Linked DNA regions of Homo sapiens: region 2 is linked to region 1. Evidence: chromatin loops called from intact Hi-C (ENCODE). Cell type or tissue: MCF 10A. All regions are shown on one strand. Each heading gives the region's core, and the rest is flanking DNA. Links, peaks and the distances in the headings are about the cores only. Region 1 has its middle 17 kb from the start of LINC01895. Region 2 has its middle 43 kb from the start of MYL12-AS1.

Region 1 (4,402 bases), core at 84-4,083:
TCAAAGCTCATGTCAAACCCTTTGATTTTCTTTTCTTTTCTTTTTTATTTTTTGAAATAGGGTCTTGTTCTGTCACCCAGGCTGGAGTGCAGGGGCATGATCACTGCTCACCCCAACGTCAACCTCCTGGATTCAACTGATCCTCCCAATTGAATGATTGTTCTGAAATACCCTCTGCAGGACTCCTTTGTGATATTCATCAAATATTTCTTGCTCTCCACCCTCCAGACACATGGTAGGGTTGCACTTCATTACTCCACTCACATTGACTTTTAGGTGTGGCCCTATGACTTACTTTGCCTCCCAAAGTGTAATAGGACAAAATAGAAACCTGAAGTCAGAGAGCAGAGTTCCCACTCTGAGTAGCTGGGACCACAGGCGCAGCTAATTTTTTATTTTTTTGGAAAGATGGAGTCTCACTGTGTTGCCCAGAATGGTCCCAAACTCCTGGGCTCAAAGAATCCTCCCACCTTGGCCTCTCAAAATGCTGGGACAAGCGTGAGCCACCACGCCTCACCAAACCCTTTGCTTTTCATGTAATCTTTTAACTAAATCTTGTGGATAATGAGCAATTTTCTTTCTTTCTTTTTCCTTCCTTCCTGCCTTTCTTTCTTTCTTTCTTTCTTTCTTTCTTTCTTTCTTTCTTTCTTTTTCTTTCTTTCTTTCTTTCTTTCTTTCTTTCCTTCTGTCTTTCTCTCTTTCTTTCCTTCTTTCTTCTTTCTTTTCTTTTCTTTTAAAGATGTATTAGTCTGTTTGTGTTGCTATAAAGGAATGTATGAGACTGAGTAATTTATAAAGAAAAGAGGTTTATTTTGGCTCACAGTCCTGCAGCCTGTACAGGAAGGATGGTGCTGGCCTCTGCTTTTGGTGAGGGCTCCAGGGAGCTTACAATCATGGCGGAAGGTGAAGGGGAAGCTGCTGTATCACATGGTGAGAGAGGAAGCAAGAGAGAGAAGCAGGAGGTCCCAGACTCTTAAACAACCAGATCTCGTGTGAACTAAGAACTCACTCATCACCAAGGGGATGGCACTAAGTCATTCATGAGGGACCCATCTCCATCATCCAATACCTCCCACTAGACTCCACTTTCAACATGAGATTTGGAAGGGATAGACATCCAAACCACATCACAGCTTTTTTTTTGAGACAGAGTCTCTCACTATCACCCAGGCTGGAGTATGGAGTGCAGTGGTATGATCTCAGCTCACTGCAGCCTCCTGAGTTCAAGCAATTCTCCTGCCTCAGCCTCCCAAGTAGCTGGGATTACAGGTGCCGGCCACCACGCCCGGCTAATTTTTGTATTTTTAGTAGAGATGGGGTTTCGCCATGTTGGCCAGGCTGGTCTCAAACTCCTGACCTCAGGTGATCCCCCCGGCCTCAGCCTCCCAGAGTGCTGGGATTACAGGCATGAGCCACCATGCCTGGCCTTCAAAGCACTTTTTTAGGATGTTCTTTATCTTTTATATCTCTCTGCCAGTGATTTTCATGGTGTGATATATAGTCAACCCCACATCAGATCACCTGGAATCATTGTCGATATTGGGTACAACTTGCCTCACCCCAGAATTTCAAGGAGTGTGACCTGCGAGTCTGTATTTTTACCAGGTAATTCCTATGTTTGTTAAAGTTGGAGAAGCATTGCTGTTAGTCCAGGAAACAAACAAGTTGGTCTCTTAGATTCTCCCTGACAAGATCAAAGGGCAGTAGAAGTAAAGACTAGAAAATATTTTGAAAGTCCTCCAACAGTCAAGGGGAGTGGAAAGGATTATTCATAACCCTTTGGTGCCAAGAAATCTGGAACTTCTAAAGCTATGGGCTAATGCATCTTGCATTAGCAATTTGGCATGCAGGAAATCCCCCCACCCAGAGTGCCAGGGGCACAGGGAGTCTTGGCATCCCTTAAATAAAACAAAGTTGGGATTTTCAATTTACCCAAGGCTTCTGATTTCCTACTTTGTGGTCTGAAAGAAAACAAAATGACTATATTCTTTTCCCAAGGTTGGCGATTATATGTGATAATTTTTCTTAATGGCATAAATGAAACTGTGGCTTGAGGGGAAGTAATGAACAAATGGTTCAGGAAAACGGAATTGGGAAAATCCTGTTCCTTGGTGAGAACAGATCAGCCTCTTAGGTGTCGATACAGCCTTTCACTTGCTGCAGCACAGCACAGTCTAGTGTTCTTGGAGGGTTCAGACCTCCTTTGGGATCCAGATGTAGTTTGGATTATCTTTAAATTGGGGCATTGGTTGGATCTAAATACTTCCTTTTTAGCTTTTTGTTTTGAATTACTTTTAGACTTTCGAGAAGTTGTAAAAATAGTACAGTGTGTTCCCATCACCCTGCTTCCCACATTGATAACATCTTACATAGCCACAGCATATTTTCAAAACCAAGAATTTGAAATATGTGCAATATTATTACCTACACCACAGACTTGGTCCCTGTTATAGTCTGAATGTTTGTGTCACCCCCAAAATTCATATGTTGAAATCTTTCTCCAATGCATTAGTGTGAATAGGTGGGACATTTATGAGTTGATTAGGTCATGAAGGTAGAGCCCTCATGAATGGGATTAGTGCCTTATAAAAGCGGTCCTTTGTTCCCCTCTTTCATCATGTAAGGACACAGCAAGAAGGCCTGAGGAACGGCCCTTACCCAACAGTGAATCTGTTCGCACGTTGATCTTGGACTCCTCAGCCTCTAGGACTGTAGGAAATAGATTTATGTTATTTATAAGATATTTTGTTATAGCAGCCAAAATGGACTAAGGCAGCCACGTTTGTGTAGCATGTAGGCAAGATGTCTCAGGAGCAACCTTAGGAAGCATCTTATGATACATATTGGACATGTGCACAACACACATAGAACACTAGTTTGGTTGCAGACTCCACTGGTGTTTTGTTTCATAAGAGCAGCCACAGTGCCCTGTGGAAGGTGGCACCATCTTCTTTTCCATAAACATTAGCCATGCCATCTACTATGAATGACAGAGATTTTTCAGTTCAAGTTTCTGAGGACTGCAAACAAGTATCAAAGAGCCAGATGTTTCTTTGCATTAAACCAGTTTTATTACTCGCCTTTTGTCTTATACACTTAATAAATACAATTTTCTACATTTCTATGGTGCTTTAAATTTGCAAAACCATATATCTTAGTTTATTTATCCCTTGCAATCAGCCCAGAAAATTATGGTCCATACTATAATTTGTATTTTATATGTGAGGAAACTGAGTCTTACAGAGGTTAAAAGACTTGGGCCCCAGCCTCCCATTCTGGTAATTACCTCATTACGATGCCTCTTTTATTGTTCCTACTCTCCAAATATTTGGTTGTTATTTATTATACATATCACTTTAATGAATGAAATGATTCTATAAGGTTTACTGTAAAAAAAAAGAGCAGTCCCTTGCACTGCCCTTTCTTTCTAGTTCTGATTGTCCAATGTCCAGAAATGTCTTAGTCTATTTTGTGTTGTAATATTCGAATACCACAGACTGTGTATTTTTTTTTTTTTTTTTTTTGAGACAGAGTTTCGCTTTTGTTGCCCAGGCTGGAGTGCAATGATGCGATCTCGGCTCACTGCAACCTCCATCTCCCAGGTTCAAGTGATTCTCCTGCCTCAGCCTCCTGAGTAGCTGGGATTACAGGCACGCACCACCACACCCAGCTAATTTTGTATTTTTAGTAGAGATAGGGTTTCTCCATGTTGGCCAGGCTGGTCTCAACCTCCCGACCTCAGGTGATCCACCCGTCTCAGCCTCCCAAAGTGCTGGGATTACAGGTGTAAGCCACCGCGCCCAGCCTCGACTGTGTAATTTTTAATGAACAGAAATTTATTGGCGCACAGTTCTGGAGGCTGAAAGTCCAATATCAGATGTCAGCATCTGGTGATGGTCTTCTTGTTGCCACATAACATGGTGGAAGGTGCCACGTACTGGAAGGGTCAAAAGAGGGTGAGAGAGAGCACAAAAAGAAGTGAACCTATTCCCACAATAATGCAGCGTGAGTCCATTCATGAGGCTGGAACCCTCATGACCTCATGAACACTTCTTAAAGATCCCACCTCTTAACACTGTCGCAATCACAATTACATTTTAACATGAGCTTTGGAGGGAAAAACATTCAAATCGTAGCAGAAGGAAACTACTCTCAAACTTTCAGCGACAACTGTTGGTCTTTATCGTCCTATCGCTGATAGCACACTTACACTGCTGTTTCTTGATTTTTCACTTTTAGGTACCATCTGCTGACTTCCCACATCAGAAGGTAAGGACTTACTTCTTCGCTGCCTCTGTCCATGTCCCCATCTCCTACACATATGACTTGACCACCTCCCATACTCCCATTACATATCCCAATTTTGGCTACATTGGTATTCACTGATTCCTATGACTGTAAG
Region 2 (4,402 bases), core at 228-4,227, 63 kb after region 1:
CAAAAGGAAACACTGGAGAAGAAGCAAGCTGGATCTGTAAGGAATTGCACATGAGATGGCACACATATTTATGCTGGGCCGAGGTCAGACCATCTTACCGTATCAAGCTGAAAATGCCACCACTATCTGGACAGTTGGACATATTTTATTGGGAATATATTTTTTCTTTCTATGTGTGCTATGAAGGGATTGGTTGGCTGGGTTCAGTAATGAATGTGTGAGGCCTTTACTTTAAAAAAAAGAAAAAGATTAGCAGACCTCTGAAATGCCCTTCTGATGATAATATATGACAATTCCTGTATCAGGATAATTGACTTAGTTGTGTTTTGGCACCCAACAATCGTTGCACAGGCAACCTAGGATGTATTCAAATGCTACAAAGGAATAAGGAACATATTTAACATATTGGACTAAATAATATTGAAAGACATGAAAACTTTAATTCAGTTCATTGATTATGTTTTTAGTCTTCTCTTATCATATTTATCATATCTTTGATTCAAATAATTTTTACCCAAAATGACTTTATAATTAATGATAATAATGTGCAGCAAGACAGAATATTGATCAATGAAACTTGGAGAAATATGAATGACTAATGTCTCTTGAGCACTTATAATGAGCCAGACACTATGCTAAGTGCTTACCATGAGCTATAATAATCACTGCTCATAACACCCCTGTGAAGCGTGTGCTCGTATTTTCTCCATTTTACAGGTGATAAACATGAGGCTTGAAAGGGTTTACAATTTTGTCCAAAATTTAAAGTAATATATATTTACTTTATATTTTACATGAAATGCTGCCTTGAATTTATTTTGGAATGAGACAGGAATTGAAACTTACATTTTCCCCTAGTTCTGAGATTCCAACCTAAGCAATGTGATTTGATATGTGCCTGTTATTTCCTGTTACTCTTGCTACCTGCCCCACGGGAGAGGACGGAGAGGATGATTCAGAACGCATTTCAGTTGCCTGTGGAAGCCACTTTATGACTTCCCAGTGGATCAGGAGGGACAAGGATAGGGAGGGTTTGGGGGGACAGAGTCACCTCCCCAGTGAATAAAATTGGTATTCCATTTCTGACAAAATGTCATTTGGGCTCAAGAAGAAACCTGTACTTTTTAGAGCATCAGTAAAATTTGTTCAGATTTTTAAATGGATCGGTGTCAGGTATGACTCTATCTGCTCACAGAAGAGTAATCGTAATGAAAAAAGACCTCAATTCAACATCACCAATTCTTCCTGTAACCTAAATACCCTAATGCGGTGGAAACACTACAGGGTTTCTCAAAATGTGTGGGAATGCCAATAACACACACTCGGCAGCAGGCTGACCTTGGGCGAGGGCCAGAGGAGACAGAAGACAAGAAGCAACAGAGCAGAGGAAGCGATGAGCTCAGGTCTGAGGGAGAGGAACCAGAGCCTTATCTGCTGCGTGTGAGTACGAAGCAACCTGTGGCTGGAAGAGGAAATCACATAAACATTTGAACAAGGAGGCTCCCTCTAATCCTTAGAAGTCCGTGCTTGCCCTCTGAATGACTGAAGCCCATAGAAAGATGAAATTTACAACCAAGCCACCGGTTTGCTGCAAACATTAGGGCCACAAGAGACAACCCAGCCTGAAAGGTCAGGGGCCCAAGGTTCCACGGCCCAGAAAGCTCTGGCCACTGTGCTCAAATGTTCCACTGTTGAATCTTTTCTCTTCTTGGTAAAGTTTGGCTTCATGACTGAAAACAAAGTACTGAAACTTGTAAATCACTTACAAATTCTGTTTCCATTTTTCTTGTCTGATATCCAATTATTCCGGAGCCTGGCAACTCTAAGTTCATCTAATTAATCTGAAAATTCAACCTAATTGGCATGTGAATGGTGCGGTATACAAAAGCACCAACACCACATTCCTGCACACAGGTAAATGCACGGGCTGCATTCATGCCTCAGCCGGTAAATGAAAAAACACATCCAGACTACCAAGTGCCTGCCAAGTATGAGAGTGCACGGAAACCCTAGGCCCTGAATAAATGCAGCCATGAGTCACTTAACCACAGGACATGTTCTGTGAAACACATGGTAGGCAACTTTGACACTGTATGAACGTCATAGAGTATACTTACATAAACCTAGATGGTCTAGCCTCCTACACACATAGGCTATACGTGATATCCTACTGCTCTTAGGCTACAAACCTGTACAGTATGTTACTGTACTGAATACTGTCAGCAACTATAACACAATGATAGGTATTTGTGTATCTAAACATAGAAAAGGTAGAGTAAAAATATGACAGAAAAGACTAAAAAATGGTACACTTGTATAGGGCACTTACCATAACTTTTATACCAAAAACTATAAAGATACCAGTGGAAAACTTCCAAATTGTTCAAATGTATATTTTGGAAAGAACATTAAAAGTTACAGAAAAGAAGGTTGTTTCCATGCAGTTCAGAAGATCCAACCATCAGTTTAGAGGGAACAGAAAAATATGGTAATGACATCATGATGCAACCATCAGAATGCAGACTGCAGGCAGCTCTAGACTTTGCTACTCTAAGTGTGGTCCATGGATGGTCAGCATCCACCTCACCTGGGAGCTTGCCAGAAATGCCACATCTCAGACCCACTGCAGATCCCTGCACTAAAGCAGAATCTACTAATTTATTTATGTATTTATTTTTTGAGACGCAATCTTGCTCTTGTTGCCCAGGCTGGAGTGCAGTGGTGCAATCTCGGCTCACTGCTCAACTGCAACCCCCAACTCCTCCTGCTTCAGCCTCCTGAGTAGCTGGGATTACAGGCACCCGCCACCACGCCCGGCTAATTTTTATACTGTTAGTAGATACGGGATTTTGCCACATTGGCCAGGCTGGAGAATCTACTTTTTAACAAGATCCCCAGGTGGTTTGTATACACTTTAGCATTTGAGAAGTAGCACTCTATTGGAGAAGGCACCCAATTTCTTCAACAAATAAATTACAACCAAAAGAAAAAGAGAGAAGGTAATAAATAGATTAAAAGAGGTAAGACAGCCTGAGCAACATGACAAGATCCCATCTCTACAAAAAATTTTTAAAAACTAGCCAGACATGATGATGTGTACCTGTAGTCCCAGCTACTAGGGAGACTGAGGCGGCAGGATCGCTAAGTCTAGGAGTTTGAGACTGAGGTGAGCTATGATCATGCCACTGCACTCCAAGCTGGGTGACAGAGTCAGATCCTGTCTATAAAATAAATAAGTAAAAGAGATTAAGAGACCTTCAATAAGATGCAATGTGTGGACTTTGCTTGGATTCTGAGATTTTATTTTATTTTTTTTTTTATATACAGTTTTTACAATTTCAATAGCTTTTGGGGTACAAGTGGTTTTCAGTTACATGGATGAATTGTATAGTTAAGTCTGAGATCTTAGTGTACTCGTCACCCAATTAGTGCACATTGTACCCAATATGTAGTTTTAAAAAATCTCTTATCCCCCTCCTACTTCCCCTTCTGAGTCTCTAGTATCCGTTTTACCACTCTGTATGCCTTTGCTTACCTATAGCTTAGTTCCTACTTATAAGTGAAAACATATGGTATTTGATTTTCCATTCCTGAGTTACTCCACTTAGAATAATGACCTCCACTTCCAGCCAAGTTGCTGCAAAAGACATTATTTCCTTCTTTTTTATGGCTGAGTAGTATTCTCTCGTGTATATATACCACATTTTCTTTATCCACTCACTGGCTGATGGCCACTTAGGTTGGTTCCATATCTTTGCAATTGTGAATTGTTCTGCATAAACATATATGTGCAGGTGTCTTTTTGATATAATGACATCTTTTCCTTTGGGTACATACCCAGTAGTCAGATTGCTGGATCAAATGGTAGATCCACTTTTAGAAATAGATCTACTTGGGCTGGGTGCGGTGGCTCACGCCTGTAATCGCAGCACTTTGGGAGGCTGAAGCAGGCAGATCACCTGAGGTCAAGAGTTTGAGACCAGCCTGGCCAACATGGTGAAACTCTGTCTCTACTAAAAATACAAAAATTAGCCAGACGTGGAGGCAGAAGCCTGTAATCCCAGCTACTCAGGAGGCTGAGGCAAGAGAATCACTTGAGCCCGGTAGGTGGAGGTTTCAGTGAGCCGAGATTGCGCTATTGCACTCCAGCCTGGGTGACAGAGTGAGATTCTGTCTCAAAAAATAAATAAATAAAATGAAATAAAATAAAATAAAACAGAAATAGATCTACTTGGATGGGTGTGGTGGTTCATGCCTGTAATCCCAGCACTTTCGGAGGCTGAGGTGGGTGGATCACTTGAGCCCACAAGTTCATGACCAGCCTGGGCAACATAGTGAGACCCCCATCTGTTTTTCTTAAGATAAATACATTTTTAAAAAAAGAAATAGATCACTTTGGTAA

What was found. Hi-C counts contacts between places; a loop is a spot of excess contacts. Peaks named below come from ENCODE experiments on the same cell type or tissue, not always from the same donor. Only the 100,000 strongest peaks of a DNase experiment are listed, where the experiment ranks them.
Region 2: a loop joins it to region 1, with 6 times the contacts of the local background. A loop is called at or near these places in 3 of 110 quality-filtered maps.

What each region holds. Positions count from the first base shown.
Region 1 is chr18:3,365,764-3,370,165 of GRCh38, reverse strand. No RefSeq gene overlaps it. Among named protein-coding and RNA genes, the nearest start is that of LINC01895, 17 kb to the right of the region's middle. In MCF 10A, for the core only: no CTCF peak of the experiment used is centred there; a DNase peak (open chromatin) is centred at 1,795.
Region 2 is chr18:3,303,147-3,307,548 of GRCh38, reverse strand. No RefSeq gene overlaps it. Among named protein-coding and RNA genes, the nearest start is that of MYL12-AS1, 43 kb to the right of the region's middle. In MCF 10A, for the core only: no CTCF peak of the experiment used is centred there; DNase peaks (open chromatin) are centred at 1,358 and 2,028.